Regions from separate parts of the Homo sapiens genome. Here region 1 is linked to region 2. A link is an interaction called in ENCODE POLR2A ChIA-PET data of the cell type or tissue named here. Cell type or tissue: Panc1. All regions are shown on one strand. Links, peaks and the distances in the headings refer to the core of each region. The heading gives the core; the rest is flanking DNA. Region 1 overlaps TMEM51 (transmembrane protein 51). Region 2 holds the start of FBLIM1 (filamin binding LIM protein 1).

Region 1 (4,383 bases), core at 291-4,290, 590 kb after region 2:
GGCCTGGGCTTGAAATCTCAGTGACCTTGGGCATTCTCTCCCTTCCCTGACTCCACCCCTCTAACATACACACACTCTCTGGTTTCAAACTGGCAGCTCCAGGACTATATCTGGCCCATGGAAGTGTCTTCTTTGGCCTGTGAAGTGTTTGTTATTTATTTTATGTAATATGGAGTAATTGCCAATATTGAGAACATGGGTGATCTTGCATGTAAAACTTGAAAATCTGGCGTCTCTGGCCTAAATTCTCACATGGTGCTGAGTCATGGCTCTGTCCTAGGGAAGGGGCTTGGCACCCCACTTTGCCACAATCCCCACTACTCCCTGCTGCCTCCCATCTGGCCAGACTCTCTCCTTAATATCCCCCACTGGCTCCTTTCAGACATCTGCAACTCCCGCCCATATCCATGTTCAGTTGGCTCCCAAATACGTTGCTTCTTTTTGTCAGAGTCCTTTTCAGTGATTCTTCCTGCCTCATCCATCTCCTTCTCACTTCTCAGGCCTGGCTGATGGTGATAACTGACTCCTCTAAGTCTTCCCTAGCTTTCAGGCCCAGCCATGCTAACCCTCCAGCCACTGTGTCTATCAGAACTTCAGTGTCCCTCACAGCCCACAGGATAAAGCCCCAGCTCCCCAGGGAGGCTGTGAACTACCTCATCCAACCTGAATTCTTTAATTCCTTGACCATGCACTTTGTGCAGGGCCCTGTACCAGGCACCAATGATGCAGGGTGGAGAAAAACATGTTCTCTCTCAGGGGAAGACCAGAGTAATGTCCTGAACATGTCCAAGGAGGGAAACGGTCCTGGGTCTATCTTCCAGCCTCTGCAGCCCTCCACTCTCTGTGTCTTGCCTTTCTCTCCTCCCCTACCCCATCCTGAAGGCCTCTCCTTCCACATCCGGTTCTATTCCCCTTTCTTCCAGAAGCCTCCTGCCATGGCCAGCGGGGAGTGGCTCTCAAGTTCTGTTCATGCAGGTTGTTTGTATCAGCCAATTGCTACCGGCCATTTAGAGTCGTCTTGAGGGTGCTGGTTTCATTCCCGCTTTCTCTCTCTAACTAAAGTTTAACACGCAGGGCTGAACACCTGTGTTCTCACTGCCGCCTCTGGGGCTTTTTATATTTTTCTGGGACTCCTCTAACACTGGGCATAGGACTGTTCACAGGAAGCCTCAACAAATCTCTGTTGACTTCATTCATTCATTTCAATAAACATTGACTGAGCAACCACTGGGTTGTTGGGCACTACAAACACAGAAGTGAACAAGCCAAAGGCCTGTTCTCACAAAGCTTCTCTTTTCCTGAAAGAGACAAACAAGTAAAGGGATAACCTATCACAAGATGTCTGGAAAAGAAAACAGAAGAATGTAAGAGTCAAGGTGGAAGATGGGTTCTTTTGACAGAGTGATCAAGAAAGGGCTTTCAGAGAGGACAACATTTTCACTGAGACTGACACGGTGGCAGCAGACTGGGGAGGTGGGGAAGTCCCAGGCAGAGTGATATGGTTTGGCTGTGCGCCCACCCAAATCTCACCTTGAATTGTAATGAATCCCATGTGTCAAGGGCGGGGCCAGGTGAAGATAACTGAATCATGGGGGCAGCTTCCCCCATACTGTTCTCCTGGTAGTGAATAAGTCTCATGAGATCTGATGGTTTTATAAATGGCAGTTCCCCTGCACAAGCTCTGTCTCTTGCCTGCCACCATGTAAGACATGACTTTGCTCCTCATTCACCTTCTGCCATGACAGTGAGGCCTCCCCAGCCATGTGGAACTGTGAGTCAATTAAACCTCTTTCCTTTGTAAATTACCCAGTCTCGGGTATGTCTTTATTAGCCACATGAGAACAGACTAATACACAGAGGTAGCCAGTGCAAAGGCCCTGAGGCAGAAATCACCTTGGAGGATGGGCAAGATAGAAGGGGAACAGAAAACCACTTAGGAGCTTACAGCCCTAGTTTATTTTATTTTATTTAATTTATTTATTTGTTGAGATGGAGTTTCGCTCTTATTGCCCAGACTGGAGTGCAGTGGTATGGTCTCGGCTCACTGCAACCTCTGCCTCCCAGGTTCAAGCTATTCTCCTTCCTCAGCCTCCCGAATAGCTGGGATTACAGGCACTCGCCACAACGTCCAGCTAATTTTTGTATTTTTAGTAGAGATGGGGTTTTGCCATGTTGGCCAGGCTGGTCTTGAACTCCTGACCTCAGATAATCCACCCACCTCGGCCTCCCAAAGTGCTAGGATTATAGGTGTGAGCCACTGCACCCAGCCTACGGCCCTAGTTTAGAGTCAAAGTTGACAAATGGAGAAGAACTTGTGATGAGTTTGATTTGGGCAGGAGAGATGAAGGGGACAGAGGATTTTAGTGTCAGCGACCAAAAGGATGGTAGGGTGCTGTCCAGACTGAATATTTGTGTCCATCCAAAATTCATATGAAGCTCTAACTCCCAACATATTAGGAGATAGGGCTTTGGGTAGGTAATTCAGGTTAGATGAGGTCATGAAGGTGGTCTAATGGGATTAGTGCCCTTATAAAAGAGACTCCAGAGAGCTCTCTCTGCACACGTGCATCAAGGAAAGTTCATGTGAGGGCACAGTGAGTAGGCGGCCATCTGCAAGCCAGGAAGAGAGCCCTCGCCAGAAATTGAACACTGCTGGGTCTTAAACTACACCCCCCAGAACTTCAAGAAAATAAATTTCTATTGTGTAAGCCACCCAGTGTATGATATTTATATGGCAACCTGAGCCCTTTACTGACATAGGAAAATCTCAAATAACGAATGAAATTTACCTAGGTCTCCAGGTTGAAACACTTCAGAGTTGAGACCGATATAGGAAAATGAGGGGGTTGGGTGTGGTGACTCATGTCAGTAATCCCCAGCACTTTGAAAGGCTAAGGCAGGAGGATCACCTGACCCCAGGAATTTGAGACCAGCCTGGGCAACACAGCAAGACCCGGTTTCTACAAAAACTAAAGAATAGCTGTGTGTGGTGGCAGCGTGTCCATAGTCCCAGCTACTCAGGAGGCTGAGGTGGGAGGTTTGCTTGAGTCCAGGAGGTGGAGGCTGTAGTGAGCCACGATCAAGCCACTGTACTCCAGCCTGGACAAGAGAGTGAAATCCATCAGAAAAAGAAAAAGGAAAATGATGGGATTCTATCAACGAAGGCTACAGAAGTGTGTCTAAGGCACAGAACCCTGCATGTCATTCAGAGATGCCCAATGCTCACCTGTCTCAGCCTTTGCCCAGTGCTGACAGCTGCTCTCGAAGTTCCCGCCCTGATTTCTGACCTTCCCCAACCTCCTTCCAGCGGAACTGCAAAACCCTGTTTTCTTTACTGCTGCTTTCGCTTGCTGTGGAAATAACAGCTTCTTTATAAGCCACACTTCAAAGTTACCACTCCCTTTATCAGATGGCCTGGCCCCGGAGCACTGCCTTAACCCATTGAAGAGCAGGTGTTATGAAACCTTCCAACTTGCTTTCTTGAAAAACTAGCTTGTTCTACTCATGCAGACCACAACCTAAGTCTTACCTAGTTAAGGTGACAACTAACGTCAAGGTGACAGACACAAAAAGAAATTCATAGAAACGTTCAGCATGTGGCAAAATGTCCAAGATTCCAGGTTGAAGAAAGGGTGTTTTTAGATAAACAGAACTAGAAGTTGAAAGGCTCTTCTTTGACAGATGAATTTTGTTTGTGTTTTTTTTTTTTTAGATGGAGTTTGTGAAATTTGCTTAAAGAAAAAATAAACAGATGATATTTATGTAAAACAATGCCTGGAATATGAACTGAGACTCTAAAGACTTTAAAGCAAGTCTAGTTTTCATGATGGCAGGAAAACAATCTGTGTTAAGAATACTATCAGGTTGGCCAGGCGCAGTAGCTCACGCCTGTAATCCCAGCACTTTGGGAGGCTGAGGTGGGTGGATCACTTGAGGTCAGGAGTTCGAGACCAGCCTGGCCAACATGGTGAAACCCCGTCTCTACTAAAAATACAAAAAATTAGCTGGGCGTGGTAGTGTGCGCTTGTAATCCCAGCTACTCGGAAGGCTGAGGCGGGAGAATCGCTTGAACCTGGGAGGCAGAGGTTGTAGTGAGCCGAGATTGCGCCACTGCACTCTAGCCTAGGCAAAAGAGCGAAACTCCGTTTCAAAAAAAAAAAAAAAAAAAAAAAGAATATGATCAGGTTAAACCCCAGATTCCTAAGCAGAAAGAGGAGATGCTGGGCCCATCTGACCTACTCCCTAGGCATGTCCAGGCACAACTATTAACTGGATTAAGCACAATAATATTTCACCTGCCAGAAGTTTATTACACATGGCCTCATTCGGTTCCCACAACCCTCCATGAAAAAGGTAGGCATTGAGCCCATTTAACAGCTGAGT
Region 2 (4,383 bases), core at 120-4,119:
AGAGCGCAGGCATCAAAACCCAGATCTGGCCACCCGATGGCTCACGCCTGTAATCACAGCACTTTGGGAGGTAGGCGATCACTTGAGGTCAGGAGTTCAAGACCATCCTGGCCAACATGGTGAAACACTGTCTCTACTAAAAATACAAAAATTTGGCCTGGCGTGGAGGCTTATGCCTGTAATCTTAGCATTTTTGGAGGGCAAGGTGGTTGGATCACGAGGTAAGGAGTTCAAGACCAGCCTGGCCAAGATGGTGAAACCCTGTCTCTACTAAAAATACAAAAATTAGCTGGGCATGGTGGCAGACGCCTGTTATCTCAGCTACTCGGGAGGCTGAGACAGAGAATTGCTTGAACCCGGGAGGCGGAGGTTGCAGTAAGCCGAGATTGCACCACCACACTCCAGCCTGGGCAACAGAGCAAGAGTCTGTCTCAAAAAAAAAAAAAAAAAAAAACAAATTAGCCAGAAATGGTGGCATGCACCTGTAGTCCCCAGCTACTTAGGAGGCTGAGGCAGGAGAATCGCTTGAATCCTGGGAGGCGAGGTTGCAGTGAGCTGAGATTGTGCCACTGCACTCCAGCCGAGGTGACAGAGTGAAACTCTGTCTCGAAAAAAAAAAAAAGAAAAGCATAAATCAGAGAGCATGGTGGCACCCTGATACCCTGATGTCAGGAAAAGGACATTATTTCCCATCTCTCAGGTAGTTCCTGCTGACAGTAGTCCCTGTGGCCAAGGCTGAGGTGGGGCCATGGGTGGGAAAGCTGGGAGTCCAGTGAGCACATCAGTCCTCAGCAGGCACCCAATGCCTGTGCCCAGGGCTAAAAATGTCCCCTTTTCTATCTCGCTCTTCAGGCTTCCCTCCTTATCTCAAAGTGCACTGGCCACTTTGGGTTCACAGCGACTGATGGATGATAATAAAAACAATAACACGTGCTCCTAAATTCCCTTAAGTTGTTTGGCTAAAATACATAGCTCAGTCTGACAATAAAATATCTATTCTGAGGAAGAAACCAATATATTAGGAAAGAGCTTCAAAACTTATTTTAAAGTACTTGTCTTTTGCTTCTGGGTTTGGAAATGATGTCTGGAAGTACGTATGCTTAGGCTGGCTGTCACGGGCTTTAGTTTTACACTTTGTTATAAGTTTAAGAATCTATTTTTGTCAACAATGTTCAGAGTACATGTGAGATTTAAAGAAATACCAAACGACTTGCTGATAAGGCACTTGTTTCGTGCCAGGCCCTGTGCCAGGTACTATATGTGCCTCAAAACCCACCAGCCTCTCAATCTAGCTGCAAGAAATGCCCATCCTGCCCCCACTTTGCAGATGGACCCTGTGAGGTTCCAAGAGGTTAAGTGACTTTCCCAGGCCATCCATGGCACTCGGAATTCTAATGGAACATCATCCAAAAGTGTGTCCCCAGACACGCTTTTCCTTCCTTGGGTGGCACAAAGTCGCCCAAGTTCCCAGGCCTGTTCTCACTCTACAATGGCCCAATCCAGACCAGAAATCTTGTGGTCGGCATGTTCCGGGCTGGTCCCCAGGGGCTGCTGTGGGGCTTCGGGATGGCCCTCTGCCTCCTCCCACCCAGCCCTGACCCTTCCTACACTCCTCCGGGAAGTCGGATCTGCCTGGCTTCTCGGAAAATGTCCAGCACTGAGGCCAGATGTTCACAGCTGGGCAGCCCCTATACCTCCCAAGCAGTGACTGCAGGGACCTCAGGCCCCAGGGGGTCTAAGCTGGGGAGTTTCAAAGCCCTGTCAATCCCATCGGGAGAGGGAGCCCCGGCTTCCCTCCCGTCCCACTGCCACCGATTCAGCTGGGAGCAGGCTGTGTGTAAGTTCCCTGGGGCCATCTCCCAGTCAGCTGTGCCCAGGGGACCCTCCGCCCCCACTCTTCCTCCCCCAGAGAGCGAATCACAGATCCAGTTAGATAAGTGGAGAAAAGTGGGAACAAAGGGAAGGAAAGTCATTTCCTGTCCAAAGGAAGGAAGGAGGCAGGGATCCAGCCAGCCACCCAGACCAGCTAGAGGCTGCAGCCTTGGGGCAGAGAATGTGCAGCTCAGGGGGGGTCACCCCCACAGTCCTCCTTCCTACTCCTTGTTCCCTACAAAGAAAAAAAAAAACAAAAAAACCTCTGGGGCCACCTCTAAGCTCTGTTCTTTTTTTTTTTTTTTTTTTTTCTGAGACAGAATCTTGCTCTGTGGCCGAGGCTGGAGTGCAGTGGCGCAATCTCAGCTCACTGAAACCTCCACCTCCCAGGTTCAAGCGATTGTCCTGCCTCAGCCTCCTGAGTAGCTGGGACCACAGGCACACGCCACCACCCCTGGCTAATTTTTGTATTTTTGGTAGAGACAGGGTTTCACCATGTTGACCAGGCTGGTCTCAAACTCCTGACCTCAAGTGATCCGCCCTCCTCGGCCTCCCAGAGTGCTGGGATTACAGGCTTGAGCCACTACACCCGGCTTAAGCTTTGTTATTTATTTATTTATTTTGAGACAGAGTCTCATTCTGTGGCCCAGGCTGCGCAGTGGTGCGATCTCGGCTCACTGCAACCTCCGCCTCCTGGGTTCAAGCGATTCTCGTGCCTCAGCCGCCGAATAGCTGGGATTACAGGCGCGCGCCACCACACCCGGCTAATTTTTGTATTTTTAGTAGAGACGGGGTTTCACCACGTTGGCCAGGCTGGTCTCCAACTCCTGACTTCAGGTAATCCGCCCGCCTCGGCCTCCCAAAGTGCTGGGATTACAGGCGTGAGCCACCGCTCCCGGCCAGCTTTGTTCTTTAATGACCGGATAAAGCAGTCTACCTTTGGGTACGGAATTAAATTTAGGCAGAAGTGGCGGGGTGTGCCCCAACCCCTCCCACCCTGCAACTTAGGGGAGGGGTTCCCTCAACCTCTTTCCCACCCCAGGGAAACAGAGGAGGTAGAGAGCTGGGTTCACACGCGGCCCCACTTCTTTCCTGCGGGGTGACCCCGAATAGGTCACAGAAACTCTCTGGCCTCGTTTTTTCATAAAGTGAGAATGAGTGTGTCCCTAGGGCGGCTGAGAGGATATATAAGGAAAGAAGACTCAGGGTCTAGGCCCTTGGAAGGTGCAAAGAGAAGGACAGCTGGTTAGGCAGCAGCTGAGAGGGAGAAGCAGCCCGGGGGCTGGGCTCGGCTGGGGGTGCCTCCAGGACCCGGACAGAACCTACAGCGTCATTAAGAGCAGGAATCTGGGCGCGGCCCCAGCCTCTCCCCGGGGTCCTCAGGCTTGGGTGGGAGGTGAGGGGTAGGGGCCGACGCCAAGATCATCCCAGGGCACACACCTGGGTATCGCCCATCTCCACACCTTCTCAGCCCCCGACGGGCGCGTGAGGCCCAGAGAGGAGCAGCCCCGGGACCCGTCCCTCCCCTTGCCTGACCCTGGCTAGGAAAAGGGGCCTGGAGCGCCCCCGGGCTCCGGAAACGCGGGACCCTCCGCAGGCAGCCGAGCAGGGCGGCCGCCGGGGTCACCGCTGGGCGCCGCCGGAGCTTTAATTCGATCCATGTGCGGGACTCCGGCCTTTTGTGCGGGAGCTTCCGCCCTGCGCGCCGGGTCCCCGGCTCCCGCTCCCGGGCTGGGACTCGGCCCTCCGCCGGCCTCACTGAGCCCTCGCCCCGGACCTGCCGACTCCCCGACTCCGGGGAGAGAGACCAAGAGACTGGGACGCAAAGGGCGTGAGGACCGCACCCCCCACCCGCAGGCCCCTCCAGGGGCGCCGCGCCGGGGGTCCCGGCTGGCGACCGAGCAGGCTCCGGCCGAGCACTGCCGGCGCTGTCACCTGTGTGCACCGGGGACAGGGACGGAGGGACGCGACCCCCACCCACCCGGCCCGCTTACCTGGGCCGCCCGCGCCCCGGCGGCTCCGATCCGACGCCCGAGCCAGCGGAGCCCGGAGCCGCTGGGCCTCCCGTCCCCTCCGCCCGTCCGCCCTCCCCGCCCCCTCGGCTCCCTCCGCCCCGCCGCCCCGCGCCGCTTTACCATAAAAGGTGAGGCTCGGGGGGAGGGGGCGCGGGATTCCCGCCCCGCGGAAGCGGCCCCTACCTGCCCCCCAACCTGCCCGGCCGCGCCCCGCGCCGCCCCTTCCCCCTCCCTTTGTTCCCTGGACGACGCCTCCCCTCCCCCTTGGCACAGGCCAGGGGGTGGGAATGGGGGGGAATGGGGATGGGGGCGATGGGGGAATGGGAGGGATGGGGAGTGGGGGTAGGAGAATGGGGAGTCGGGGTGGGTTTCCTTCCCTCCCCGCTGCCCATCCCCTCGCGTTCTTCATGGACCCCGAGTGGTCCCTGCCGTCCCCCTTCCCTCGCTCTCCTGGGTTGGCAACCCCACCTACCCTGTCCGGCGGAGGTGAGCGCTT

Evidence for each region. Peaks named below come from ENCODE experiments on the same cell type or tissue, not always from the same donor. Only the 100,000 strongest peaks of a DNase experiment are listed, where the experiment ranks them.
Region 1: POLR2A ChIA-PET joins it to region 2 with 5 read pairs; 1 of 35 experiments calls an interaction of 5 or more read pairs at or near these places.

The regions. Positions count from the first base shown.
Region 1 is chr1:15,173,004-15,177,386 of GRCh38, reverse strand. The region is part of intron 1 of TMEM51 (transmembrane protein 51); the gene reads right to left. Among named protein-coding and RNA genes, the nearest start is that of TMEM51-AS2, 3.6 kb to the right of the region's middle. In Panc1, for the core only: no CTCF peak of the experiment used is centred there; no DNase peak of the experiment used is centred there; H3K27ac peaks cover 1,079 bases.
Region 2 is chr1:15,758,332-15,762,714 of GRCh38, reverse strand. It overlaps FBLIM1 (filamin binding LIM protein 1), which reads right to left and starts at 3,920. Exons shown (of 9, transcript NM_017556.4): 1 at 3,867-3,920. RefSeq lists an enhancer at 1,167-2,111. In Panc1, for the core only: no CTCF peak of the experiment used is centred there; no DNase peak of the experiment used is centred there; H3K27ac peaks cover 421 bases.